Regions from separate parts of the Homo sapiens genome. Here region 2 is linked to region 1. Evidence: chromatin contacts called from ENCODE Hi-C or POLR2A ChIA-PET data. All regions are on one chromosome and are shown on one strand. Each heading gives the region's core, a stretch centred on a gene start or an enhancer-like site at or near the end of the contact. The rest is flanking DNA. Distances are from core to core; before and after follow the strand shown.

What was found. Hi-C counts contacts between places; a loop is a spot of excess contacts on that map. ChIA-PET counts read pairs that join two places held with the same protein, here RNA polymerase II (POLR2A). Pooled maps may share reads with other maps.
Region 2: a map of ovary shows a loop between it and region 1 (19-fold over the local background). The contact joins the promoter of BMI1 here to the enhancer-like site in region 1. A Hi-C loop is called at or near these places in 2 of 168 maps with a recorded cell type or tissue (CD4-positive, alpha-beta T cell and ovary) and 1 of 50 pooled maps. POLR2A ChIA-PET finds 5 or more read pairs at or near these places in 11 of 52 experiments (A549, A673, B cell and 8 more).

The regions. Positions count from the first base shown.
Region 1 is chr10:22,276,196-22,280,282 of GRCh38, forward strand. No RefSeq gene overlaps it. Among named protein-coding and RNA genes, the nearest start is that of COMMD3, 38 kb to the right of the region's middle. RefSeq lists enhancers at 3,571-4,072, 4,073-4,087. Within about 2 kb of position 2,381, at least 2 of the 41 ENCODE cell types and tissues checked have a DNase peak (open chromatin) inside an H3K27ac peak, as active enhancers do.
Region 2 is chr10:22,318,688-22,322,774 of GRCh38, forward strand. BMI1 (BMI1 proto-oncogene, polycomb ring finger) reads left to right here and starts at 2,412. Exons shown (of 10, transcript NM_005180.9): 1 at 2,412-3,009. It overlaps COMMD3-BMI1 (COMMD3-BMI1 readthrough), which reads left to right. Exons shown (of 14, transcript NM_001204062.2): 5 at 272-331. COMMD3 (COMM domain containing 3) reads left to right here. Exons shown (of 8, transcript NM_012071.4): 5 at 1-26; 6 at 119-175; 7 at 272-331; 8 at 1,252-1,619. The coding sequence ends at 1,311. RefSeq lists silencers at 1,897-2,156, 2,217-2,386, 2,577-2,776.

The DNA of each region.
Region 1 (4,087 bases), core at 1,131-3,630:
GATCATTTTAAATGAAATTAAGTTACGAAAAGCATTGTAAATTATAAATGCAGTTTCAGAAAGAAAGCAATTAATAAGTGCCAATGTTCTACCATAAAATTACAAGGAGAGGGTGAATTTCAAGTAGGCACTTAAGAGATGAATAGGATTTCCACAAGAAACTTAGAGCAAAAAGGTGGTATCAGCTGGAGGAAGAGAAAAAACAAAATAACAGGAGTGGGAGTTAACAGGGCTCACTCCCATGCAGTGAGGAGTCTAACGGGATAGGATTGAAGGTTCTTCTTGGGAGTGGGAGAAGTTACATTTCGATAGCCACAGGAGGAATTCACTGAAAAACGACACAGAGGAATTCAGATTTGACACAGAAAGGAGTAGAGGCCCACCACAGGTTCTCAAGCAAAAGAGTAACAGTGAGAGTATATTTTAAGGAAGCTTTCCACCATTGTCTTAAATAGAAGTGTAACTAATGAAATAATTAGGAGCCTCTTATTTGGCAAAGATGTTAAAGAAGACAGAAAAATAAAAGTAGAATCACTTAATTTCTGTTTTCTCAAGTTCAATTACATTGTCTTTATTCCTTCCAAAAGAATAAAGATGGCTGGGTGCGGTGGCTCACGCCTGTAATCCTAGCACTTTGGGAGGCTGAGGTGGGCAGATCATATGAGGTCAGGAGTTCGAGACCAGCCTGGCCAACATGGTGAAACCCCATCTCTACTAAAACTACAAAAATTAGCCAGGCATGGTGGCAGGTGCCTGTAATCCCAGCTACTTGGGAGGCTGAGGCAGGAGAATCACTTGAACCCGGGAAGCGGAGGTTGCAGTGAGCAGAGATTGCGTGACTGTGCAACAGAGCCAGACTCCATCTCAAAAAACAATAATAATAAAGATTTGAAAATAAAACATTAGAAGGAGAGCGAAGTCCAAAACAAGTGGGAAGAGTGTAACAAAGGACCTATTTCCACAATGCCATACGCAAAAAATGTTGATTGAGTGCCTTCTACTTGCAAAGTACTTGATATGAGGCTATGGAACATAAACCAAATCCAGTTCATGTGTCCAAGGAGCTTACAAGATAGAAGTGTTAAGGAATGTGGCTTGGTGCAGTGGCTCACGCCTGTAATCCCAGAACTTTGGGAGGCCAAAGTGAAGGAGGCCAGGAGTCTAAGATCAAACTGAGGAGCACAGAGAGATCCTAACTTTACAAAATAAAATTTTAAAAAATTAAAAATTAGCTGGGTATGGGATTCCACGCCTGTAGTCCCAGCTACTCAGGCAGCTGAGACAGGAGGGTTACGTGAGCCAGGAGTTCAAGGCTGCAGTGAGCTATACGTACACCACTGCACTTCAGCCTCGGCGACAGGGCAAGACTGTGTCTCAAAAAAAAGTGTTAAGGAATGTGTATCAGACATTTTTATAAATGTCATAACAGAGGTGCAGGTAAAATCCTGTGATCATTCACAGAAGAATAAAATCACCTTTCAGATACAGGATTCGGATCAGGTTTCATGGAAGAGGCAAAACTTTTTGTAAATCTCAAAATGGGTATGTTGTCAGAATGGAATGGCAAAAGAGCCTGGAAAAAGTAATGTTTATTCTGTGTGGTCTGTGTCTGCTAAAATTCCAGAGTTACTGTAGAGAAAGGGAGAGAATGGATTTGGGAGCCAATAGCAGTGTCTGCCACACCTGGCTCATATGTATACAGACTGCAGCAGGAAGGCAACGTCTGGCTACGATGCACAATACATGTGTGTCCTTGGTATAGCTCCTTAGCAGGAATATTCTGGCTAGTAAAATAACAGAGTTACTCAGGTGGGATAGCATGGTTGTTAACGGTGGAGGGTGTCCAGGTTCTTGGCATCTTGAACAAAGAATTCGTCAAAACGCACAAACAAAACAAGGAAGGAATGAAGGGATTACTGAAAATGAAAGTACACTCCGGCCGGGCGACGTGGCTCACGCCAGTAATCCCAGCACTTTGGGAGGCCGAGGTGGGCGGATGACGGGGTCAGGAGATCGAGACCATCCTGGCTAACATGGTGAAACCCCGTCTCTACTAAACATACAAAAAAATTAGCCGGGCGTGGTGGCGGGCGCCTGTAGTCCCACCTACTCGGGAGGCTGAGGCAGGAGAATGGCGTGAACCCGGGAGGCGGAGCTTGCAGTGAGCCGACATAGTGCCACTGCGCTCCAGCCTGGGCGACAGAGCGAGACTCCATCTCAAACAAACAAACAAAAAAGAACGTACACTCCACAGTGTTCGAGCGGGCAGCGGGAGTGAGCATAGGGGCACAAAGGCCCTGTTACAGTTTTTGTGAATTTAAATTCCCTCTACTTAGGGTACACCCTATGTAAATGAAGAGGATGAAGTGAAGTTACAAAGACATTTCCTGATTGTATGCCCTATGGAGAGGATATTTCCTGTTATAGCTGAAGTGTGAATCTGGCCTTAGCTTTCCTGCATCCAGACCCTATTTTCCCGCCTCATGGTGAATGTGTTATGAGGTTACTAAGATGGGGAAGAGAGGAGAACAGAAATGTATCTAACAGAGGGACAGACCTGAAGAAGTGGAGAATATCTTGTGAGATTTCCCCCACCTTTTTCATTCTTGGCTATGCCCTGTCGCCTGCCGAGCCTCTTTTCATATTCGGTCTGGAATGCTGAAACCTCCTTTTCCTCATTCCCTTTGTTATCTCTATATCTTGTTCCCTAGAAATAAAGATTTGAACTTTAGCATGAGCTGTACTTTTGCTACAGACCTTCTATTATCCAGCTACAGTGTTGACATACTTAATCTCCTTTAATGGGACAAGTAATGAACTCAATTAGCTGGAAAACCTCCATGCAAAGAGAAAAGACAACTCTTACCATATAATTCACAGACATTTCCCTTGATTCACATTATTCCTGCATTAAAGACCTTCTATGACCCCGAATATCAGTTGGTTACTCGCTAAAACTGACTGTAGAGCAATTTCGCCTTAAGCAGATTTACTTAACGAAACACTAATATGTAATTAACTGGACTGAGAATTTGATTTGCATACTCTCAAGGAACAATTTTTTATTATTTAAAAACAAAACACTTGACATTCTAGAAGGGGCTACAAAGACATCCCCAAAGGTCAATTAGTCCTACAACTGATTACCTAAATATTTAATAGCACTCAAACACAGTACTAAATGGGCTCTAATTTGTTTGTGAAAAGAAACAATGCCACTTTACACACGGCTGCCAAGTTTTCAGTAAACAAAGAGAATATGGTCTTGGGAAACTGATGAATCTAGTTTAAAAATGCGACAAGATCCTCCTGTGCTCCTTCCAAACATGGCAGTGATTTTCCACTAATTTTCTTCCTGATGCTTTTTTCCTTTAAGTCTACATGTTGATGCACCCCAAGGCTCAGTCTTTGAATTGGTCTCTTTCCTAGGTCGTTCTCAAGTAATCTCTAGGCTTGACAAACTTCCTCTGTATTGACAGCTCCCAATGTTATACCTATAGCTCACACCTCCTCCCTGAACTGCAGTCTCAAATATATCCCTGCCTATACAGCATGGCATGAATATCTAGCGGGCATCTCAAATTTACTGTGTCCCAAATGGAACTTCTGATTTTTCCCCCAGATAAAAACTGTAAATCCCACTCTCTTCCCCATCTCAATAAATGGTAACTCCCTCCTTCCAAATTGCTCAGGTCCAAAGCCTTGGTGTCATCCTTGGCTCTTCTCTCTTCTCCTGCACCCCCACATGTAACCTGTGAGGAGGTCTTATTGGTTCTACCTTTATAACCTATGCAGACACCAATCCCTTCTTACCACCTCCATCATGACGTACACTGCCATAATCGCTCCCCTAGATTCTTGCAATAGTCTCCTAACTGGCTTTCCTACTTCAGCCTCTCCTCCAACCCTTATACCTAATGTCTACTTTGAATAGAGCATCCAAGAGGATCCTTTGAAAATCTCCTCTGCTCAAACCCTTCCAGTGTATTCCCATCTGGGATAGAGTCAAAGTCTTCGTGGCTGTCTCAAAAGTCCTCGACTGGTCCCCCGCTGTGCTCTGCCTGGTCCCCCGCTGTGCTCTGCCTTG
Region 2 (4,087 bases), core at 1,162-3,661, 43 kb after region 1:
CTTGGCGCTTGGAATATCAGATAAAGGTAAAGTTTAAGAAACTTCTCTAGCGGGGGATTTAGGGAACTTCTTAAAACCTAGAGTTAAAAGCTGTTGCGTGTTTGTTGTGTTATTTTAGACCAATCAACTTCATAGGATGTACAGACCTGCATATTTGGTGACCTTAAGTGTACAGGTATTTATAGATAAGTCTTATCCAATAATGAAATTTATAATTTCATTGATTTAAATAAACAGCGTTTCTTGTTGCGTGTTTTTTTTCCTGCCCTAGAACACTGATTCCCCATCCTATCCAGAGATTAGTTTTAGTTGCAGCATGGAACAATTACAGGTACAGTATTAGGATCTATAAATATTCCTGTCTTTTTATAAATGTTTACTTGAGAGTTATACTCTTGGGAAGTTCAAAAGAAAATTAATCTAACCATTTGTCAGCAGATAATGAAGATTGGTTAAGGATTTAATGGGAAAGGGGCATCAAAAGTAGTATTTTAAGATAGGCTTCACTTGAAATTAAGATGTTATTAATAGAGAATTGGTCTGTATTTGCTGTTCTTGCTGATTGAAATAAACTTCTGTAGTGTTTAGTGTAAATTTCTTCTATTCATGATGAGTTTGGTCCAATAAGATAAACAAAATTAAGAGCATGGCTTTGAAAATGTCTTTGCTTTCAGAAATTGAATTAAACTGTCAAAATTGGATTTTGAAACTTTTTAAATGACTTTATAAAGGGGGAAGTATACATAACATTCTAAAACTGTTTATATTGCCCATTTAAGACTGGGAAAATTCAAAACTACATTTATTAGTGGATATGACAACGAATTTATTTCATAGTTTTTAAAAAATGAAGCTCATTACTGGAAATTTAAGTGAAATTGAATTTTTCAAAGGCATCTTCTGCAGAGTCGTTTTAATGTAACTATGAATCAAACTTTCAACTTTCAGAAAATGTGTATACAGCATAACCTTTGTTAGATAACTTGAGAAAATTCAGATGTATCTGGGCGGTTAAGGATCCGGTTAGAAATCATGTTTCAGTGTGAGGGCAAATAACCGATTTGAACATGAGGTATTTCCGAGGAAACGCTTTTTTTGCCCGATAGTAGTTTGTCAAAAGTTAAAATCTTGTTGAATTTTAAACTTGTTTGGAAGGTGTGTCCTGATTTTTTTTCTTGCATCTTTCTTGAGCTTGGATACTTCTTTCCATGTTTTATCCTAAAAACGTGGTATTGTATACACGTCTTTTAGGACTTGGTGGGGAAACTTAAAGATGCTTCGAAAAGCCTGGAAAGAGCAACTCAGTTGTAACTTGGGGAAGTTAACGATCCGCCCGAGTGCAGAGGAAAACCAGAAACGCCTTGCCTTCAGCTGAACCACCGTTTGTGCGAGCTGGATGTCCTTTTCAGTAGAAAAGAATTTTCCTTTTGAATTTATACCATTCATCAATTTTGACACTTTAAAAACGTGTGAAAGGGTTAAGAGGGAAAGATACTGCCCAAGTATTTGAATCGTTTAGTAGTAACTGTCCATTTATCCTATTTTGATCTTTTTCAAGTCTTCTGAAAGGAAGTAGACAGTATTACACCCTGAATAAATAAGGTGTTGTTTTCCACAAAGAGTGATGATATTTTGTTTGGATCTGAGTTCGTGTGTTATTACTTTGTGTGAAGCTAGATAGGAGTAGTGTGAACTTTTAACGATAGCCTTTTCTCAGGATTAAAGTTAAACACGGAGGAAACGATGCGATCTCCTGGGTTTGTCGCAGACCCCTGCTTCGGGGCTCCGGGGGCGGGCGCGGGCGGCTGCCCGGCCCGTTACCTGCGCCCGAGGGCTCGCCCACAGCCCGACCCTCGGCCGCCCGGTCCCGGCCCGGCGCGGAGCCCCTGCCCGGAGCCAGCCGTCGCCCGCGCGCGCCCCGCCTCGGCCGCCCGCGGGCGGGGAAGAGGCCGGCGCGGCCGCGGGCTGGCGGGCAGGGGCGGGCGCTGTTGTTTCCGCGAGCCCAACTTGGGCGCAGGTTCCGCGCCGCGGCGCCGGAGCCTGGGCCGCAGCCCGCGGGGCCGGCCGGGGGGCGGCGGCCGCGGGACGTATGCGCCCCGGGAGGAGGCGGGCGGCCGGGAGAAAGAAAGAACGGGGGGCGGGGTGGGCTGCGCGGCGTGCGGGGCCGGAGCGGCGGCCGCGCGGAGCAGGGCGGCGCGTGTGGCGCTGTGGAGAAATGTCTCCGCCGCCGCGGCGCGGAGCGAGGGAGGGGGCCGGGCGCGCGGCGCGGAGGGGAGGGGGCGGCCACGGGCCTGACTACACCGACACTAATTCCCAGGCCGCCCTTAAGGAATGAGGGGAGCACGTGACCCGCTGGGGGGGCGGCGGGGGGAGGGGGCGGGCGGACTCCGAGCCATTTTGGAGCCGGTGTCAGTTTCCACTCTGCCTTCAGCGGTGCATTTTTTTCCACCCTCCCCTCCCCCTCCTCCCCTCCCCCCGCTCGCACGCACACACACGGCGCCCCCCGCCCGCCCGCCTCCCCCACAGCAACTATGAAATAATCGTAGTATGAGAGGCAGAGATCGGGGCGAGACAATGGGGATGTGGGCGCGGGAGCCCCGTTCCGGCTTAGCAGCACCTCCCAGCCCCGCAGAATAAAACCGATCGCGCCCCCTCCGCGCGCGCCCTCCCCCGAGTGCGGAGCGGGAGGAGGCGGCGGCGGCCGAGGAGGAGGAGGAGGAGGCCCCGGAGGAGGAGGCGTTGGAGGTCGAGGCGGAGGCGGAGGAGGAGGAGGCCGAGGCGCCGGAGGAGGCCGAGGCGCCGGAGCAGGAGGAGGCCGGCCGGAGGCGGCATGAGACGAGCGTGGCGGCCGCGGCTGCTCGGGGCCGCGCTGGTTGCCCATTGACAGCGGCGTCTGCAGCTCGCTTCAAGATGGCCGCTTGGCTCGCATTCATTTTCTGCTGAACGACTTTTAACTTTCATTGTCTTTTCCGCCCGCTTCGATCGCCTCGCGCCGGCTGCTCTTTCCGGGTACGTAGGAGGCGAGGCGCCCCCGGGACGGGGCTGGGGGCCGGCGGGGGCCGCGCGGGGCTCGGGGCGGCCGCGGGTGGAAGGGGAGCCCCCCCCGCGCCCCGGCCGCGCCGCCGGGAGGGCGCTGACAGCGTGGGCGCCCGGCCCCGCGCCCCGCGCCGCCCGCCCCGCGCCTGCCGGCCCCGCGCGCCGCCCTCCCCGCGCCCGCGAGCGCGCGCCCGCCGCCGCCCGCCGACTCCCGCGGCGCCGGGACCGACCCGCAGCCCGCGCCGCGCCGCCGCCGCCAGCAGGGCTCGGCGCCGCTCCAGCCGCCGCCGCCCGCTCAGCCCCGGCGCGCCGCGCGCGGCCCCACGTTTTAGTTCCCCGCTCCCCCGGGCGCCCCTCCGCACCCTCGCGACGCACATGGCCCCCGAGAGGAGTACTGGTATTTCCAGCCTCGGCGGCTCTCCCGGCCGCAGCGCCCTTTGTTGAGAGGTAGATTTGGATGAAACGGGGACGGGTTCCTGAAATCGGGAGCTGCTTGGGTCAAGTGGCTTCCCTCCTCTCCCGAAGAAAGGGCTCTGGAGGGGCTCCAGCAGCCAGAGAACGCCCCCATTTTATAGGGACGGGTTGCGTGGGGGGCGGCCATCCCGCCAAGGTGGGTGTTAGGCTGGAGAGAGCCCCGACGAAAATGTTATTAACTTAAGTTGGGGGGACACTTGTCTGAGATTGGATGGCTGGTAAGATGGCGGTTCCCAGTTGTTTCCAAGGTCTCCTGCATTTGTGTTTAAAATGCTGAAGTTTTCAAGGTGGTGTGTGTTGGGAGTCTTGGATAAGTGCTCTGAACATCGCTTGGGAGGTGCTCCCTGGGAAGTGGGCATTTCAAATTTGGAGCTTTTTGTGGAGTGAAGATGGTGACTGGACGTTAGCTTTGCTGGAGGCTTGCTTTCTCACTACTTCTTTTTCTCCTTTTTCTTTTTTCCCCTTTTGGAGACTGCAACTTTTCTCTCGACTTCTACTAAAGGATGCACTCAGCATCATGACTCCAGTCCACTATCTTTTACAGGTTTTGCTAAATGTCAGCATAGGTCATTTGGCA